4 separate regions of the Mus musculus genome follow, and all the other regions are linked to region 4. Evidence: chromatin loops called from intact Hi-C (ENCODE). Cell type or tissue: left cerebral cortex. All regions are shown on one strand.

What was found. Hi-C counts contacts between places; a loop is a spot of excess contacts. Peaks named below come from ENCODE experiments on the same cell type or tissue, not always from the same donor. Only the 100,000 strongest peaks of a DNase experiment are listed, where the experiment ranks them.
Region 1: it touches region 4 in a loop (4-fold over the local background); 11 of 42 quality-filtered maps call a loop at or near these places.
Region 2: it touches region 4 in a loop (4-fold over the local background); 23 of 42 quality-filtered maps call a loop at or near these places.
Region 3: it touches region 4 in a loop (4-fold over the local background); 35 of 42 quality-filtered maps call a loop at or near these places.

Annotation. Positions count from the first base shown.
Region 1 is chr1:178,335,942-178,340,941 of GRCm38, reverse strand. It overlaps Hnrnpu (heterogeneous nuclear ribonucleoprotein U), which reads left to right and starts at 3,127. Exons shown (of 14, transcript NM_016805.3): 1 at 3,127-3,989; 2 at 4,784-4,895; 3 at 4,987-5,000. The coding sequence starts at 3,371. In left cerebral cortex, a CTCF peak has its summit at 3,039; DNase peaks (open chromatin) are centred at 3,655, 4,345, 4,816, 4,988 and 2 more places; H3K4me3 peaks cover 2,771 bases; H3K27ac peaks cover 2,803 bases.
Region 2 is chr1:178,314,517-178,319,516 of GRCm38, reverse strand. It overlaps Cox20 (cytochrome c oxidase assembly protein 20), which reads right to left and starts at 364. Exons shown (of 4, transcript NM_025511.2): 1 at 309-364. The coding sequence starts at 347. LOC115487370 (a long non-coding RNA gene) reads left to right here and starts at 3,621. Exons shown (of 2, transcript XR_003948789.1): 1 at 3,621-4,124. In left cerebral cortex, no CTCF peak of the experiment used is centred here; DNase peaks (open chromatin) are centred at 963, 1,225, 1,645, 2,242 and 2 more places; H3K4me3 peaks cover 2,129 bases; H3K27ac peaks cover 2,476 bases.
Region 3 is chr1:178,139,959-178,144,958 of GRCm38, reverse strand. Catspere2 (cation channel sperm associated auxiliary subunit epsilon 2) reads right to left here. Exons shown (of 23, transcript NM_001368822.1): 16 at 4,532-4,582; 17 at 3,517-3,550; 18 at 3,369-3,448. It also overlaps the pseudogene Gm8010. Among named protein-coding and RNA genes, the nearest start is that of Desi2, 45 kb to the left of the region's middle. In left cerebral cortex, no CTCF peak of the experiment used is centred here; no DNase peak of the experiment used is centred here.
Region 4 is chr1:178,446,859-178,451,858 of GRCm38, reverse strand. All of the region lies in intron 2 of Efcab2 (EF-hand calcium binding domain 2), which reads right to left. Among named protein-coding and RNA genes, the nearest start is that of Efcab2, 43 kb to the right of the region's middle. In left cerebral cortex, a CTCF peak has its summit at 2,438; DNase peaks (open chromatin) are centred at 2,475 and 3,301; H3K27ac peaks cover 983 bases.

The DNA of each region.
Region 1 (5,000 bases), 110 kb after region 4:
GGGTCTTGCCTCAACATGTGCACCTGTCTCAGCTGACATCACTTTGCCAATCAGCCCAAGTCCGAGGAAGTGGCAAGAAACTGCAGCACACCACCAGAAGTTTTTTGGCTCGGTTTCTCTCTATGGAGTCTCAACAAATGCAGCTCAACTACGCAATGCAAGGTGGACACAATGCATGTGTGTCGTTAGCAAAGAATCCTTCATCACGTGTCCTTTCGCGTGTTGCTTTAGCAGTACATCCTTTCACCTGACGTTCCTTCGAGAATTTGCCTTAGCCTTTCATACCTGTGTCCACTTTAACAAAACGTTCCTTCACGTGTTTGTCACACGTGACACATGACAAACAAAAACAAGCAAAAACACAATCCAAATGACTTTTCAAAAAACCCTTAAGTTTCTTCTTCATACTTGTTACACAGATTGGGAACTGCAGACACATACACGTATTTGTCTATCAATGGATCTGACATACTTTTATCCCCATTCCTGGGGCCAATTTTCCATGTAGCCTGGCAATTGAGTCATATCTAATTGCTGCTTGGCCTTTTGGCTAAAATCAAGTGTTGAGTCACAGCTAGACTATATATAGCTGTATCCTTGCTCTAACTGTTGTCCCAAAGAAGTCTGTGAAGGAAATATGTTATACAGGCGACTGGCTGTGAAGGATATTGAAAAGTGCTTAGTGTGACTGAAGAATGAATTTTCATTTTGCTTTCATTAGGCTAGATTTAGGTAACTATATGTGTCTAGTGGTTATTTTATTGGCCATCTCTAGTCTTTGAGAAGCGTTGAGACAGGACCTCCTGTAACCCAGACTAGCCTTAAACTCACTATGTATCTGACAGTGCCTTCACCTTATGATCCACCTCCCAAGGGCTGGGGTTATATACATGCGTGACGTCCTTCCTGCTGTCTCTTGTGGTGGCCAGCTCTTGTGCTTTTCTACACCACAATCAACTGGTATATGACAGATAACACTTTTTGATAGTGTTTATAGTTGGCGGGCTTCTCTAGTAGTCTTATCCCAGCACTTGGGAGGCAGAGGCAGGCTGATTTCTGAGTTCGAGGCCAGCCTGGTCTACAAAGTGAGTTCCAGAACAGCCAGGACTATACAGAGAAACCCTGTCTCGAAAAACCAAAAAAAAAAAAAATTAATTTTTTTTTAATGCATGAGTATTTCATCTGCATGCACACCTGAATGCCAGACGAGAGTATCGGATCCCATTACAGATGGTTGTGAGCCACCATGTGGTTGCTGAGAATTGAACTCAGGACCTCTAGAAGAACAGCTAGTGTTCTTAACTGCTAAGATGTCTGACCAGCCCCCCAGGGATAATGCTTTTTAAAAATGGTTGCAGCAGGGAGCAGTAATGCATGCTTCTAATTCCAGTGCATAGGAGGCATAGACAGCCAGCCTTGGCCACAGAGACCCTTCAAAAAAAAAAAAACCAAATAAACAAATCATTTTATTAATTGGTTAAATTATATTGGACAGATAGGTTTCATTTCTGTACCGTTAAGTTTCAGATGAACAGGAGGAATACAGGGACCACAGCTTTACTGCCAGAGCACCAGTGCACCAGTATATATAGTTTCACATTTTGGTGTGCTTGGTTTTTGTAAAGACAGGGTCTCAGGTATCTCCTACTGGCTTTGAACTTTTGTAGCCAAGGATGACAATGAATTTTATTGACTGAGTTGCTTAGTTGCTTAGCTTGAGACAGGGTTTCTTTGTGTAGCTCTGGCTGTCCTGGAACTGGCTTCATAGACAGGGTGGGGGTGGGGGTGAGGGGATGGGGGTGGGTGGGTGGGGTGCCTCTGCTTCCTGAGCGCTGGAGCCAAACTTGGGTGTCACCACTGCCTGCCTGGCTGACACTGAATTCTTGATCATCTTACCTGTATCTCCCAAGTGTTGAAATTATACACATGTACCACCAAGCATAGCTTGGGTGCAATCTACACAGGAAGGCCCCAGTGTAGAAATTAAATTCTATATAAAAGTTTCAAGAACACAACATATTTAATGCCAGAAAACAAATCATAATTTTTTTTCTTTTCTTTTTTGAGATAGGGTCTGGTATTCAACCCAGATAAGCCTGGAATTTACTAAGTAGCCCAGGCTAGCTTTTAACTCTTGATACTTCTGCCTCACTCTGCCAAGTAATAGAACTACAGGTGTTTTCTTTTTTTACTAAATCCCAGCCTTTTGTTACTACCAGTTTGTAGACAAGTCAGCAGGTATACAAACATGTTTAGAGTGGCTGAAAAAACAGGGAGAGGATCAAAGTGCATAATCTAGCTGGGTGCTGGCTGTCTTCCTCATCTGTAATTAAAGGGTCTCCAAACTGGTGGATCAGATTTGCAGGGGACAGAGGCCTATCTTTATAGTACAACGAGGGGAACTTCCATGAAAATCTAAGGCTTACTCAAAGGTCAATAGAAAATACGGTGAGTAGCAACACAAGGCCCGCTCTATATGGCTGTTAGGCATGGTGGAGTACAGCAAGCCTCTTTCCCAAACCTTGCACCACTGGTTGGGGAAGAGACAAAAGAAAGGCTCTGGCCTCGCCCTTGCGGAACTTAAAATAAGTCCGACTGGCAAGGCAGGACTTGTAAAATTTAAAAACGCAGTTAAATGGTGGAAAAACTAAACAAAACACCACCTTTGCATAACAATCGCCTATGGGTGTTCTACAGGGCAGCGGTGGAAACTTGAAGAGTTTTTTAAACCTAGAGCCGGAGGGACAAAAAAAAAAACAAAAACCAAAACAAAAAAAAAAAAACCCAAGAAACAACAACAAAAAAAACAACCCGAAAACCAAAAAACTAAACTAAGATGGAAGAAAGGAGGTTGTTCTCGAGTGGAAAATGCCAGGTGAGGACTGAAGGCGGGTGGAGGAGAGCCTCCGCCAGGACACAGAAGGCAGAGCGCCGGTGGAGCGCGGCGGCTCAAGAGCCGGAAAGGCCGGCGGCCACTGCGGCGGGTCCGTTTAACCGAAAGGTGGCTTCTAAGAGCCTCCATTTGCGCGGTCCGGCCCAGCGCGGAGGTCGCGCAGTGGGGGCGGGGCGGGGCCTGCGCGCGCAGCCGCTCTAGCGGGCCTCGCCTCGGCAGGGGGCGGGGCGCCTATATTACGTGCGCGGCGCCGCCCCTGCGAGAGGACGTTGCGTGCTCGCTCGCGCCGGGCGAGTCTCCGCGTCTTGCCTCGCGAACTCGGTGAAAGGAATTGGCGCCGTTCGACACCAGGCGGGTCCGTTCTGCAGCAGCACTCAGCCATCTCCAGCCGCAGCCGCCGCCCGGGCCGACCAGCAGCAGCCGCCGCCGCCACAGGCCGAGGGAGCCAGCAGTCAGCGGGGAACCGGGGCCCTCAACATGAGTTCTTCGCCTGTTAATGTCAAGAAGCTGAAGGTGTCGGAGCTGAAGGAGGAGCTCAAGAAGCGGCGCCTCTCCGACAAGGGCCTCAAGGCCGATCTCATGGATCGACTCCAGGCCGCGCTGGACAACGAGGCAGGAGGCCGCCCCGCCATGGAGCCCGGGAACGGCAGTCTCGACCTAGGTGGCGATGCGGCCGGGCGCTCGGGAGCGGGCCTAGAGCAGGAGGCCGCGGCTGGCGCCGAAGACGACGAGGAGGAGGAGGGCATCGCCGCTCTGGACGGCGACCAGATGGAGCTGGGCGAGGAGAACGGGGCGGCGGGGGCGGCTGACGCCGGCGCGATGGAGGAAGAGGAGGCAGCGTCGGAAGACGAGAACGGCGACGACCAGGGCTTCCAGGAGGGGGAAGACGAGCTCGGCGACGAGGAGGAGGGCGCGGGCGACGAGAACGGTCACGGGGAGCAGCAGTCCCAACCGCCGGCAGCGGCGGCGCAGCAGCAGCCTTCCCAGCAGCGTGGTGCCGGCAAGGAGGCCGCGGGCAAGAGCAGCGGCCCCACCTCGCTCTTCGCGGTGACGGTGGCGCCGCCAGGGGCGAGGCAGGGCCAACAGCAGGCGGGAGGTAAGAAGGCGGAAGGTGGCGGGTGAGTGTTGCGTGATGGGTGCGCGTGGCGGTGGGGACCGTGCCCCAGGCCTGCCGGGGCCCCTCGGGGCGAGCGCCGCGGGAGGGTGGGGGCGGGGGAGCCCCGGGAGGCTCTGCTCGCCATGCCGGCGGCGCCTCCATTATGTATGTCGGGCGCCGGGGTGGGGGGAGCGCTGCAGCTGCCGCGGTGGGGGGGCCGGCCGGGCGGGAGCGCCGGCCGCTGGGGCGCTGCGTGCGCGCGGTCCGGGCACATGTCGGCGGTGGGGGGAGGGGAGAAGCCCGAAGGTCCCGGAGCGGGCGGGCTTTGGCGGCTTAGCGCCGCGGTATTGTGCAAGGAGCGCAGGGGCTCGTGGTGACGTCACTTCCGGCGGCAGGCGCGGGGAGCGGGGCGGAAGCTCAGTACAATGCGGCGGCGGGGCACGCGGGCTCGTGTGGGGGAGGGGAGGTGGGCCCAGGCTTCCCCCCCCCTCGTTTGAGCGCGGCCGGCGCACGTGGGCCCGGGCGGTGTCCCGCTTTTTTTTTTTTTAAACTCTTTTTAAAAAATGCTTTCTGGAAGGTTGCGGTAGGCTGGCAAGTTCAGTCTTCAGACTGCGTCACTGTGTCCAGTCCAAGTCCAGACTTTTTTATTTTCATTTGTCGATTAAAAAAGTCAAAGAATCAGTCAGAAAAAAATAATCAGTAACAGCTCTTGAGGCTCGAAACACAAAAGGTGCTTAACTGCATTATTTAGTTTTCGGCCTGATGCTTTAAGGCGGTGTTCTGTGTCGTTATAGGAGACGGCAAAACAGAACAGAAAGGTGGAGATAAAAAGAGAGGCGTTAAAAGACCGCGAGAAGATCATGGCCGAGGGTATTTTGAGTACATCGAAGAAAACAAGTACAGCAGGTAGAGGCTCCTCACCCAGTTTTAACAGTCGCCCGCTCTTTTTGTATACAAGGTGGGGAAAGCTTTATCAGGAGACAATTCTGTCTTTCAGAGCCAAGTCTCCTC
Region 2 (5,000 bases), 130 kb after region 4:
CTCACCCCTGCCTCAGCCCTCAAAGTGGAGATTACTGGCATGCACCATCACGCCCAGCTCTCCAGAGTTTTCATTTCCCCTTTATTAGCCCTTTCTACCAAATCCAATGCTAGTTTTGGATTAGTCTCCGTTTTCTGACCCTGCAGGCCTGCTCTTCACTAGTTTAACTGGCAATTTAGATATATCCGGGATATGAGGACTAGATCGCTGATATACCTCGCGGCTATGGGATGGGTCTAGGAAACCGGGTCGCGGCCTGCGCACTGCACACCTCCCCCCACCCCCCCTTGCCCCATGGCGAACATTACCTTTTTCTCCGTCTCGTGGGGCTCCGGGGCGGCCGCCATGGGCACCAGTCCTCTCCATCGCCCCGCCCAGGCCCGCGACGGGAGCAACACGGGCTCCGCCCACCCCATCCCCGCGCGGCGGCGGCCATCTTAGGGAGCGTTCCTGGGGCTGTCCGGAAGCCCGCCCTGGCACACTCCTTTGTTCCATGGAACCGGCCACACTGTTTTCCAACCCGCAACCGACCATGAGGAACGCGAGTGGTGGCAACCTAGAGAAGCGCCACCGGTTCCTGTCTCGCAGGCAGGGTGGCCCGAGTCAAGGAGCACCGAGAAACTCGCTTCCCTCAGCCCCTCCTCCGCCTTAACCGCCATTTCAACCGTTGTGCGCGTCCCCGTGCTGGGCGCTGAGGGCGGAGCCGGGGCCGCGCGTCGCGCGCCGCTTTGTCCTCTTAGAGGGCGGGAGTCCGGGTTTGACGGCCCCCGCACTGCCGGAAGTCGCCTGGCGCTGTTTCCGCGGGCCTCGTTCCCAGCTTGTCCTTTGTCCTAGCTTTGGTGACCTTGACAACCTCCCGCACCCCCGCCTCGGTCCCTCGCGGCGGCCTTCCAGCGCCCGCCAGGCCCACGCCCCTCCCCCTCCGGCCCGCAGATTTAGGTTAAAAATAGCGCGCCGCTCGCGTGGAGGAGACTCAGGACAAAATGGAGGCGGCCGCTACCTAGGGGGCATGCGTCAGGCGGCAAGTGCCTTCCTTCGGGAGGGAGGCCGTGGGTGACGCGACGGTGACATAGCGGGTAGAAACCCAGACCGTGGGTCGTTTGGGTCCAAGTGTCAGCCAGTTCAGCAGGCGATGGCGACTCCGTTTTCGGGTTAATGTCCTGGCCCCGGCCTTTTGCCTTTCTTTGTTTACCTATTTCCCGATTTGGCCTCTTCCGTTCCAAACGGCCCTTCCCCGGAAAATGTCCCGGCCTGTCATTGTGCAGAGTCATGCCGCCTTTCATGTAACGTGCTGCACGCTACTTGCCCGTCAGTGTTAGCTGGGAGGGTCTCATCTTAATTACCATGCGGACTGCTTACTGTCTTATTCTTCATGCTCATTAACTGCTTTTCGCCAATCCCAGGGGGTAAAAGTGATTTATATTTCTCTTTATGCGTAGTAAGTTGTTTTTTGTTTTTAAGGAAGCTGAACAGTTACAAAGTGTATAATGCTCTAATATTACTAGGACTAGAAAAGGAACTGTTATCTTGACAGTTTGGGATACTCTACTGAAATTCTTGGCTAGCCAGGCTTTGAATTTTTGTCTGGAAGGTAATATTTAAGGTTGTAATATTCCATAAAGGAGAGAGGAATTCTTTTGCATTCCTAATTGCGGTATAAAGGACGTAACGGGAAAAATACCGAGGAAATGGCGTTACCGTTTTACTTGTGACTGAGACGTTGCTAGAGTATACTGAGTTGGAGTCCATTTCACTTGTTTGAAAAATGTCATGGATTCGATAAAGTTTCTTAATTTAACGAAAATAGAATATTTTTCAGTTTTGTCTTTTAACAGTTAATAATGAAAAGTAACAAGCTCACCCTTCTCCTTCTCCCTGAAGGTGTGGATGAAAGAAAACGACTTTGAAGAGAATAGAGTTTATTCTGTAGTAAAATGTAAATGATCATGACCCAAGGACAGGATTCAAACTGCCCCCAAACCATATTCAACATAAAAGTGTTACAGTCTTATGAGTTTTATATGGTAACAAAAGAGATAAGACACTTCAGTTTATGGAATGTCTCTGGCTATTGGCCTTAGATTTCATCTGATGACATTCTCAGTCTTTGGGATTGGTGGAAGTTAGTGTTCTGTTTATACATTCCAGAAGGACAGTCACAAGGATAGATGCTAAGCTATACATAGAAGTGGGCAATGAATGGCTATTAAGGAGGCCAAGGATAGCCTAAGATAATTTAGCTCCAGGCTTGCAGCATTCCAGGTCTCTCCTGTCACAGTAGAATCAGCCTTGTAGAATTTTTAACTAAGGATTGGGGTGAGTGGTTGTGTGGTTTCCCCCTCATAGGAACTATAGTTAACAAAGGAGTTAACTGTTGTGTTCTTCCAATCTGTTTTCCTTCTCTTAATTAAAATTATTATGCAAATACATTTTGGAGTCATTTAAAATAACATTAGATGCAGATGTGTTGGCTCTGACCTAAAAGCCCAGCATTCTGGTTGAAAGAGTAGGTTTCTTGTGACTTCAAGGCCAGCTACAAAGTGAGGCTCTGTCTCACAAAAAACTGATAATAACAATGGAGGGTTTGAAGGTATAGCTCAGTGGGTAAAGAGTACCCAAGGCCTTGTTTTTGATTTGATACCCAGAACTGTTAATATATGCACAAAAAAATTTTAAAACCTACCAGAATACATGGATACATGGAGTAAAAACTAAAGCCTCCAATCTCCTATAAACATCTTTTTTACATTAACCTGATATGACCGAAGTGGGCCTGCTGCACCAGCGGCACTGTTTTCTACCTTTGGTTATTCTTGACCTGTGTGTGTGTGTCTGTAAGCACCTGGAGGTCTACTCCCTTCAATGGCTGCACAGTGTCCCCTTAAGCTTTTTGCTGCTGAATGACGTTTCTTTAGAAAGCTGCACATTTTTCTACTAATCCAAACCCAAAAAAACGTCAGCAAACATCTTTGAGCACACGCTAAAGATTTTCTGTAGAACACATTTCAAGATGAGGAAGCTGGCTCAAAAGCCTTGGACACGTTGTTAGGTCCTGCTGTTGTCCTCTCAAAAATGTTGCCCTTGTGATTCCCATGAATAAGCATGAGAGTGACTTTCCTCACTGATTTTTAGAATCACCTTTTGTAATGTTTGATAGTTTCTGGATCTGATGGAAGAATTTAAACTTCCCTATTACCAGAATAATTGAGTACTCTTTCAAGTGCTACTTTGTGCTTTAATCTTTTTATTACCTTTAAGTGTGTGGGTGTGTTCTACAGTTTAGGTGTGGAGATGAGAAGATAACTTGCAAGGGCCCTTCTGTCCTGTTATAGGGTATCTGAAGAGAACAGCCCAAGACCTGAATAACTTGAATGGAGTCTTTATTTAACCTTGGGCAGGACTGCTCCAAGCGAATTATTGGGAAGTATTGTGGAACTCCAGTTGGCTTGATTTTTTTTTTTTAATTTTTTTTTTTTTTTTTTTTTGGTTTTTTGAGACAGGGTTTCTTAGTGTAGCCCTGGCTGTCCTGGAACTCACTCTGTAGAGCAGGCTGGCCTTGAACTCAGAAATCCGCCTGTCTCTGCCTCCCAAGTGCTGGGATTAAAGGCGTGTGCTACCACTGCCTGGCGTGATTTTTATTTTTATTTATTATTTTTTTAAAGATTTATTTATTTATTATATGTAAGTACACTGTGACACTCCAGAAGAGGGAGTCAGATCTCATTACGGATGGTTGTGAGCCACCATGTGGTTGCTGGGATTTGAACTCCAGAGCTTCGGAAGAGCAGTCAGGTGCTCTTACCCACTGAGCCATCTCACCAGCCCCATGATTTTTATTTTTTAAGGGGGAAAAAATGCAATTGTGACATATACAGAAATCGAGTATTGCTTACAGAAGTAGAGAGGTAACAGTTTATGGTCAGGCAGGTAACATTTAGCTCACAGCCCCATTATACAGGAATTTGGGACTAGTCCAGAGACCAGTTTTATCCAAGATAATTTAGCACTTAAAAGTATTCTTAAGAATATTTTGTCCCTTTTCCCTTTCTGCCACGCCATGCCATCCAGACTGAGGAAGACCCGGAAACTCCAGGGTCACGTGAGCTGTGGCCATGTGAGCATAGGTAAGCACCGCTGCAAGCACCCAGGAGGCTGTGGGGAGGCTGGAGGCATGCATCACCACAGGATCAACTTGACAAATATCATCCAGGTTACTTTGGGAAAGTTGGTATGAGGCACCAGAGCTCCTGCCCAACTGTCAACCTAGATAAATTGTGGACGTTGGTCAGCGAGCAGATGCGGGTCAATGTAGCAAAAAATAAGACTGGAGCTGCTCCCATCATTGATGTTCGATCAAGTTACTACAAAGTTCTGGGCTCGGATAGCTCCCCAAGCAACCTGTCATCGAGAAGGCCAAATCCTTCAGCAGAAGAGCTGAAAAGAAGATTAAGGCTGTTGGAGGTGCCTGGGTTCTGGTGCCTTAAAAGCCATGCTGGAGGTTAATTATATGCTAACATTTAAAAAAAAAGAATATTTTGATGAGCTGTTGTAACTATAGCTCTGTAGCCTACTACAATTCTGCTCTGTGGACTGTAGGAATTGAATCTAGGTCTTTGGGCAACAAGCTGTTGAGCTGCTTCGCCACCCCCACTTATTCCTTTCATAAGACTCAACTTCAACAGTAAGCTTTCATGTGCCTAAATAAAATGGGCTGCTTAGTGCTAGGTAGAGCCTTGCTTAGCATGAGTGATGTCTTGGGTTGCATCCTCAATACCACAAAAATGAATAGTAGTTATGATTATTTTCTTAATTCACAGCTTCTCTTTCTAACTCTGTAGAACAGTTTTCTTCTAATCCAGTTGCTTTGGCAATCGTGCTTATGGAATTTTCGGTTATCAAATATTTAACTTTTCCTGTAGAGTCACACCTGCCAATATATTCTCTCACAGTTCTTTTGAAAAAAGGGTTTATTTACTTACTTATTTGCAGGCATGTGTGCT
Region 3 (5,000 bases), 310 kb after region 4:
ACAAAGGGCCTGGCTGCTCACAACCTACACACGAGTGTAGAGTCAGTTACTCAGCGTCACCAGTGATGACCAGTGTCAGCTCCTTCCTTTCCACATCTGTGAGAAAGGAGAAGTTGACGTGGGAAAGTGAACATCCAGATATCCATCAACTCTTCAGAACTGCTTCCTACGAATTCAAAACGACCTAAACTTTACCAGAATTTTAAGTGAATTCTCATTATACTACCACCAAAACTTGCACTTAGAAAACACTGATAACTTAACATATTTAAACTGCTGTTTCATGTACTGAGCCCACGTTAAAGGCCTGCCATGATACTGCTGAGGAAGCTCACTCTAGAAGTTTCACCACACTTTTCCCTCCATAGACAGAATCACCCACTTAAGAGACTTCCTTCCACCCAAAATGTCACTCCAAGTTCAAAGTGAACTAAAGTAGGTGTGGCAGAAAGTGCAATCGGAAGCATGTTCACACAACAATAGAGCAAGCACATATACAAACACTGTATGCAAATGCGAGTGAGTGTAAGAAACAACATCCCTGTGGACAAACTTATATACAGCTGTTTACAACTTCAAACTAGTACAACTGGGAACGTCTACAGAAGCCACAATAAACTCAGATGCACACTCAGAACAGTCTCACCAACTGGTTGCCCAGGAGCTCCTTAGCAGAGTGGGGCTGCTTAAGAAATGCTCTCTTCCTGATCAATCATGTCTGTTTTAACTGAAAACACGTCTGCCAGCATGTGCTTAGGAATCTCGGAACCCCGGACTTTAAGGGCATAGCAAGCATTCTCCACTTTGGCCAGGCTCTGTTTCAAGGTGTATAGCTTCTTAGAGACCTCATAGGCCCCAGTGTTGCCAATGAACGATCATAAACCTGGCCCTGGCGTAAAAACTGGCTCACTTCAAAGGGGGTGTCGATGTCCCCGTTCCCCACACTGTTAATACACATCCGCATCAACTCTCCAGTTAGGTCGGCCACGCCCAGCAGGTAGTCAACAGGGGTGAGCTTCAGTCTCCATGTAACCAGCTGCTTCTCTTGTCCGTCCACGGGAGGCAGTCATCTTAGTCAGGCTGCAGTGGATTTCCTTATTATTTTATGTGTATGCATATTGTGCGTTCATGTATGTCTGTGAACCAGGTTCATGCCTAGAGCAGTCTTGCTCTCTTTCCCACTGTCTTCTGCTGTAAATGCCAACTGCTTGTTAATCTCTTCCATACTGATCAATGAACGAGTTTTGATGAAGTGTTGAAAAGAGACAGCCTCCACATATTCCTGCAGTCCTGTGGTGACGGCTCAATGGAACTGGTGCATGTCTTCCCCCGACAGGTCTTGGGCTACCTGCAGGATCTTCTGTCTGACACCATCCAGCTTACTTTCTGATTCAGTCAGTATCTCCCTCCATATCAGGAGTACTTGTAATCCTATGGAGAAGAAAAATTGTGCTCTTACTTTCCACAGTAATATCCCGGCTTAGCTTCACAAGTCTCTCATATTTGTCGTGCCTGGTGTCCAGCTCCTGCTGAAGTGATTTGAAGGCCAGCATCACCGGCGAAGACAAACTGGCATCCTTCTCCTCTCTCCTTTGGTTATGTGGGAAGGCGTTATGTTTCATCTTCCTGAACCCTCCTGGTCCTTCTTTGCCGTTCATGGCCGCGGGGCCTCGGCTTGCACGCACAGGGATCGCAGCCTCCGGGCCAGCTCAGCGAAAGGCCGTCGCCGACGCCGCGCTGATCCATGGGTGACAGTGCAGACCACCCTGGTCGCAGTAGGCGGCCGCCGGAAGCCGATCCTGGGTTTTTTAACAAAGCAGATCAAGCAAACCAGGCAGCTCCCGCCTCCAGGTTCCTGCCTGACATTGCTGGATGATGTACTAAAAACTATAGCTGAACCAACCTTCTTCCCGCCCCTCATCCCCCACCCCCACCAAGTTGCTTTTGGTCCTGACGTTTCCTCATAGCAATAGGAATCCTAAGACATATGGTGGCTATGAGCTTCTGGTTCAAATGTTTGAAGATATATAGATGTGCTGTGGACTTTTGACTGATCCATCTTCATTGTCTCCCTCACCACTCACACATATCAGTTGTCAACTCTTTCTGACTACAGTAACACAGTTGTAACAGAGATGTACTTCTTGGTCCAAGTTACCCTTTCAATCATTCCCCACCTCCTGAATAGTATTTTGCCATCAGGTCTCCCTACTTAGATGTCTTCCCCTAAAATCCAGAGAGCTACAGCTAAAGCAAATGCTCACTGTCATGACCGTCCTAAAGGAAGGGAACAGATGGGAGCCTTGCATGGTCTTGACCCTTGATCACCTTTCCAGCCTCTTCTGCTGGTGCTCTTCACATGACATGCGACCTAACACTGTACGTTTATACATTTTTGTCCTCAAACTTCCATTCTCATTGAAAGGCTTCTCCGATAAAATTCACTGATATCCAGGCTCTTTTGACCTTCCCTCTGGGTCCAGCTAAGTATTTGTTCGTCATCCTTTAAGGGTCCAGTACACGGTTCCAGAATATCTTCCAGAGCCAGGAGCAGGACCCCTCATAGCTAGGGTGGATTCTTTCCTTTTGTGTCCCAATACCTACTACCCACTTCATTCTTGTCTATAAGACAACTTGGCATATCAGCTTTTGTATTTACTTAGTCCATCTTTTGAGGGCAGACATCCCATCCTCAATCCTTAAATTCTTAGTGCTTGGCCCAGTACTTGGGGGAAGTATCTGATGTGGTAATTGTTGGGAAATGGGTGCTGAATGCTGATAAGCTGAATTAAAGAGCTTTATTGGGAAAGAACATGTGACTTTTACCATTTATTGTGCATTTATTTTAACTCTGGAGAAACAAAGACCTTGTTATAAAACAAGGAAAAAAAAAAACCTACAAAACTAGGTCTCAGTAGGGGGAGGATGAGCCTTGGTGCCCAGGAAAATTAGAAGGTATAAACCAGAGAGGATTAGGCCTATAGCACAGAGGGTTTCAATGAGTGATGTGGGTAGATAGGCACCTGACAGACCTTACAAGCAGGGTGGGTTGCAGAAGTAAGGCAAGCAGCAATGCATGAGAGCAGAAGCCTTCTGGACCCCAGTAGGAACTCTCTGGCAGCAAAATAAAGTGAAGCACTAAGCTACCACTCTTGCCCTCCCCACCTGAGAGAAGCCAAGCCCTTCCCAGCCCAAGGAGGCCAGATCAGGACATCAGATTCCCTGGACCTGGCATTGTAGGTGGTTGTGAGCCACTGTGTAGGAGCTGGGGACTGAACTCAGGTCCTCTGTAAGTACAGAATGATCTCTTAACAACCAAGCCATTTTTGCAGCACACAAACTAATTTCCCAAGTGGGTATGAACTTACAATTCTACTATGGGTTGAAACATTTGTCCCAATTCAAGGGTGAGAGGGCAGCCATATTTTGCCACGTCGTACCTTACTTTCTGTAGAAAGAAAAATGCTTCAGTTGTTGTGTCCACTTATCACACAGACACATTTATAGGTTTCTTACCAAATTGTCAGATAGACTTTCTCTCAGAAGTTCCCTGTTTAAAAAAAAAAAGACATGTGTTATTTTCTGCTTATTCTTCCCTTCCATTTTAAAAAGTAAAGGCTGGAGAGATGGCTCAGAAGTTAAGAGCACTGGCTGCTCTTCCAGAGATCCTGAGTTCAGTTCCCAGCAACTGCATGGTGGCTCACAACCAACTCTAATGGGACCCGATGCCCTCTTTTGCCATGCATATATACATGCAGATAGGACACTCATGTACATAGAATAGATAAATAAACATTAAAATAAATAAAAACGAAAAGCATAATTTATTTAGGGTGGTGTTGATTGTGGGTTTATACATTTGTGTGAATGTGGCGTGTGTATATGTGTGTGTGTGTGGCATGCATATGCAGGTCAAAGGACAACCTCTAGAGTTGGTCCATCCCTTCCACATTGCTGTTTGTCACTGCATATGTCAGTCCAGCTTGTCTGCAAGATTCTCTTGATTCCTCTCCCTGTCAGCACACTGGAATTTAAGATGGATGCTACTCTGCTTGGATTTCCATAGGTTTGGAACTTTATCCACTGAGCCGATTCTCTGGGTCTGACAAGTGTATTTTAAAACCCCAGTTATTCCCTACATTTAATTTATTCCTATAATGGAATCCTTCTCCTCTGTGAACTCAGGGGACATGTAAATTCTAATTAGGTTCATTACACAGTCGTGTAGAGAAGAGAGGTGGGAACAAATACTCTTATTTGGCTATCTTAAATCAGAAGGAACAGATAAGAGATTTGAGTCTAAATGATACTTGGTCCGTTTAACCAATTGAAACAGTGAGGATAATGCTAAGTGTGTCTTAGAAGTGTTTCAGCCAAGGTTACTTACTGGTCATCTCTACAGCTTTTCTTTTCTCTTACATTTGGAAACTGTGTTTAAATATGCATGCCAATAGTGTTACAAACACTAAGTACTTGCTGATTATAAACTACTAGGGGCAATATAATTGACTATATTAGGAGTATTTCTTACTTGTCGATCACATAAGAGAAATCTCGACGTTGACATCCACTCCTATTAAATCTACAAAAATGAAAAAAATTAATGTCGTTGTAGGTCATTGCTCCTGCATTTGCATAAACATTTCATCACTGCACACGGTGGTTCTTCAACTGGAGATTGTTAGATAGTTCATTTACTAAATCAAAGTCTCTGGGATCAGTGTGTGGCCTTAACAATGATCTTTTATTAATCAGTTTTATAAATATTTATGATTTACCTCTTATATTCGGTATACTCCTTTTTTAAAAAATATTTTTTATTAGGTATTTTCTTCAATTACATTTCCAATGCTATCCCAAAAGTCCCCCACACCCTCCCCCCCCACTCCCCTACCCACCCACTCCCACTTTTTGGCCCTGGCGTTCCCCTGTACTGGGGCATATAAAGTTTGCATGTCCAATGGGCCTCTCTTTCCACTGATGGCCAACTAGCCCAGCTT
Region 4 (5,000 bases):
ATAGCATGTATATTTAAGAGGCATTTAACTATTATAAATTATTTTTGATAACTTAAAAAATGTTAATATAACTGAGTTGTATATTTTAAAATAAATTTTATTAGTAAAAACATCAATTACTAAATAAAAGCAATAGGTAAAATGATATAAATATTAAAAGTTGGCTGAGCCTATTTCCAACAAGTAAGATTTTTAGGTCAAGTAAACTGACTGAAAATTATTTTGTTTTTAATTTTTCTTACACTTCTTTGTTGATTTATTGGGGAGCTGAATGGGATGTGGGAAGGGTACAGGTTAGAAGTGCGTGCTACTGTCCACATGTGGAGGTTAGAAGACAACTTATGGGAGTCAGTTCTTTCTGTCCACTGTGTGGGTCCTGGGGATTGAACTCGGGTAATCAATATGGTACTTGGCAGCAAGTACCTTTACCCACTAAGCCATCTTGCTGACCCTGAAAATTATTTTAAGAACCCACTTAAACCTATTTTGGGGGACAGAGGATTTAAGACAGGGTCTTGCTATAGATCTGGCTGTCTTGGAGCTTAGTTACGTAGACCAGGCTGCCTTTGAACTCACAGAGATCTGTATCTATCTGCCTCTGCCTCCCAAGTGCTAAGATTAAAGGTGTGTGCCACTACACCTGGCTCCTTCAACCTATTTTTAATGAGCTGGGTATGGTGGCCCATACGTATAATTTCAGCACTCAGCAGGCTGAGATATAAGATTACTACAAATTCAAAGCCAACCTAGTCTACATAGCAAGTTTTGTCATAGTCAGGGCTACATAATGAGACCTGGTCTCAAAAAACAAAATAGCAACAATGTAAACCTATTTTTGTAAGTGCACATAAACATAGAGGCCAGAGGTCTATGCCAGCTATCTTCCTCTCGCTCTCTACCTTAGTTTTGAGATAGGGTCTCTCACTGAACTGGAACATACCAGTTGACGAGCCTGGCTATCAGTAAGCCCAGAGAGTCTCTTGTCTCTGCCTCCCCAGTGCTGGAATTACAACAGTCACTGCCACATCCAACTTTCTATTTAGGTGCTAAGAATCCAAACCTAGGTCCTCAGTCACAAAAGCACTTTTCTACTTAGCCATCTCACTGCTCCAATCAAACCTTTTAATATCATTAAAATCATTAAGGCACTTTTAAATTTTATTTGTATTTTGAAAGAGTCTTTTTATGCTATCCCTGAACTCAAAGCAATCCTCTGTCTCAACTTTCTATGTGTTAGGATTATAAACATGTATCATTGTGCCTATCTAATATTTAAAACTTCTTATGATAGGTATGGTAGCATACACCTGTAATCCCAACACTAGGGAGACAGGAGGACTGTCATGAGTTCAAGACCAGCCTAGTCAACACAGTGAGATTCAGGCCAGCCAGGATTACATAGTGAGGCCCTATCCCCCCCCCCAAAAAAAAACAACAAATGCTGTAGAAACAGGCAACTCTGGGGTGTTATTTGTTTGTTTGTTGTTTTTTGAGGAAGGGTTTCTCTATGTAGCCCTGGCTGTCCTGTAACTCACTCTGTAGACCAGGTTGACCCCAAACTCAAATGCAAATATCTGCTTGCCTCTGCCTCCTAAGTGCTGGGATGAAAGGTGTGAGCCACCATGCCTGGCTTGTTTGATTTTTTATAAAAGATTTATTTACTTATTTTTATGTGTCTCTGTGTATGACTGTGTCCCATGCATGTGGATACACAGGAGGTCAGCTGAGGGAATTAGATTCCCTGAGTTAGAGTTCAGGTGGGTGTGGGCTCAACATGAGCTCACTTATTGGTTCAGTATGTGTGTTGGTCCAGTAGGTGTGTGGTCCAACACGAGTGCTGGGAACCAAACCCAGGTCCTCTGCAAGAGTGCCCTTAACTGCTGAGCCGTCTCTACTGCCTGACCTCTTTAAAACAAGTTAAAATGATTTTAATATCAGCTAGTTTTTAACAATGGTTTCAGAACGCTTTTCTAAACTGGCTTCTGCACATCAGTCACTGATATTGTGGCTACTGCTATTTCAAACAGCTGATGCAGGAGCCTGTAGACAAGTTAATTTCCTCCATTGACTAGAGTGGTTAGAACCAACTCACTTAGTAATCTACTATGCAAATAAAGCAGAAATCAACAAAAGTCTTATTTAAATTTTTTAAAGCTTTTTAAAATATTATTTTCTTCTCTATAAATCGTTTATGGGATTTTTAATAAACTGACAAATGAAACAACTATTTTATATAAATGTTTTAAAATATGGAAACTTTCATGTATTTTATTCAAATGCATAGATTCCTTATATTGATAAATACAAACCAGCTCTAAAGGCTTTTAAACAGAAGAATTTATTTCTTCATGTATACCATTCAGAAAGAAATGTCACTTAGACAAACAGGTCATGAAGAGCAACCCAACAGAAGAATGGGATGGGTTCCTGATGGACATTCAGTGGGTGTAGTACCCCACTGCTGACACGGGGTGGCAGCAGAGCCACTGAGCTAGACTGAGTCATCCATAAGGGCAGTCAAGGTCACAAACAACAGAGAGGACAGACCAGGGACATCTGATGCACACACCACCACCACCACCACCACCACCACCACCCCCCACCCCCCCACCCCGCCCATCCCCAGTGAGAACAGACAGAGGGCATCTGATGCAATTATGAGGGGCAAAAGGTGCAAAACCGTTTACCCTCTATAATATAACTGCTGTTACACTAAGTATCAGTAAGCAAAACACAATTTGGAAATTTCTAGAACAAAGCAGAATTTTGGAAAATGGGTTCCCATTCATTTAACAAACATTTACTGAAGACTGCTATGCCGGGTACTTACAGAAGAGTAGAGAACAAAACGAAGACCCTGCCTTCTTCCCCTATGAGGGCATTTTTCCTAGATCCAAGTTATTTTAAAACCAAATAATAAAATAAATCTAAAACAAGGGCAGATTTTCTGTTCCAAAATGGCCTCAAAGGCCTTCCTAATCAACTGAAGAGCCTGTAAAAGAGAAGAACAAGGAGTTTCTGCCTCTTATTTGCTGCAAAGCTATTTCTTCTTAGTCTCTGTGCTAGAAGTTACAGTCCCAAAAAGAGCGCTGGCTCTGTAAAAACCCGGACACTGCAGAGACAGAATCAGTAAGTTAATGACACAGCTACTTTTGCTCAGTGCTGTGACTGCTGTGGGGATGAGAAGGACGAGCCCCTGTTCTCGCCTTGGAGCTTACTACTGGGAGGAACAGAGCACAAACATAACTGAGCACAAGCTAATTTTAGTCAGTGATAAGGGCTCTGAAGAAACCGCATCATCATTGCTGCTTTTGTGCCTGTATTAGCTTGCTGAAGCTACCTTGAGAAAGTATCACACGGTGTGGGGGTAGGGCATGGAAGATAAACACTGTCAGCAACTTCTTTTCTCACGGCTCTGAGGGCTGGAAATCTGGTTTCACCCCAAAGCCTCCCAGCTTAACTTGCAGAGAGAGCCCTTGCTATGTCCTAACGGGGCATCCCTCTGAACACAGACACCCTGGCATCTCTCCTGGTATAAGCCAGTGGTAAGCCACCTGCCTGGCATGCACAGGGTGAGAGAGCCAGAGAGAGCAATTAGGCCTCTCTCTCAGCACCGGTTTTAAATCCAATCATCTCTGTAAACACCTGACTTGCAGATAAACTCACATTTTGAGCTAGCAGATACTAAGATTTTGAAACACTTCAAGTCCAGTACAGGCAATAATTTGCGTCTTCATTGTTGTTGTTGCTGTTATTGGTGGTGGTAGTTAAGATCTCAAAAGCACAGCCAACAAAAGCAGTGATAGGCAAATGGAATTATGCCAAACTGAGACTTTCTGCACCAAAGAAAGAGACGACAGATGAAGAGACGAATATAGAATAGAGGAAATATTTGTAAATGATGTATCTGAAAAGGGATTAATATCTAGAAAATATGATGGGTTTGAACAACTAAAAAGTCTCTGGATTAAAAAAAAAGCTAATGATCTGAACAGACATTTTCTAAGATGAGATATACAAATGGTCGACAGACAAACATGAAAATATGTCCAGTGTCACTGCTTACTAGGGAACTGTAAAGCCAAACCACAATGAGATATCACCTCACCCCTCAGAATGGCAATTAACAAAACACTGAAAAGTACAAATGCTGGGGAGGGGAGGGGAGGGAAGGGGAAGGGAGGGGAGGGGAGGGGAGGGGAGGGGAGGGGAGGGGAGGGGAGGGGAGGGGAGGGGAGGGGAGGGGAGGGGAGGGGACGGGAGGGAGACGAACAGACTATTGATGGGAATGTAAATTAGTGCAAGACTAAAACTGGAGATACTGCCATAGCTAGGAGGAAGAGGTTGGAAGACAGACAACCCAGGGGTCTGGTCTCTCTGGCCACTCTGTGGGACCCAAAGATTTCTCTCAGGTTGTCAGGGCTACTACACACAAGTGTTTCTCCCTGTTGAACCATGTCACCAGCCTTCTGTATAAGAATCTTGCTACTTTACTAAAATTCATTTTTCTTTGCAATAGTTTTCTTATCAGTTCTTCTGGGTTCTCTAGATATTTAGTTTTCTTTCCTACAAATAGTTTTTCTTTCTCCTATCTTTTCTACCTCCTACCATATCATGTCCAGTACTTATGTCCATGTCACTGCTTGCCCAATTATGTTAATATTAATTGACAATGGTTAATGTAGATATCCTTATCTTGTTCATAACTTTAACAAAATGGCGCACTTGCCTCCTCTCTAAGGAAGAACCTCAGCTTGGGGCTAAGGAAGCATTCTCTAGTGACTGCTTTATTGAGACTTTAGAATTATCAACATGTGCTGAATTCTGTCAAATGCCTCTTAACTATCTGCATACTAATATGATGTGCTACATAAGTAAATGTCCAGCAAAGTAATACTTTTACATTTCTAGGAAAAACACAATTTGCATTAATGTGCTACTAAATTTTGTTGCTTGTATTTGCAATTTTGTATAGCTATGCATAAGAAAGTTGTGTTGTA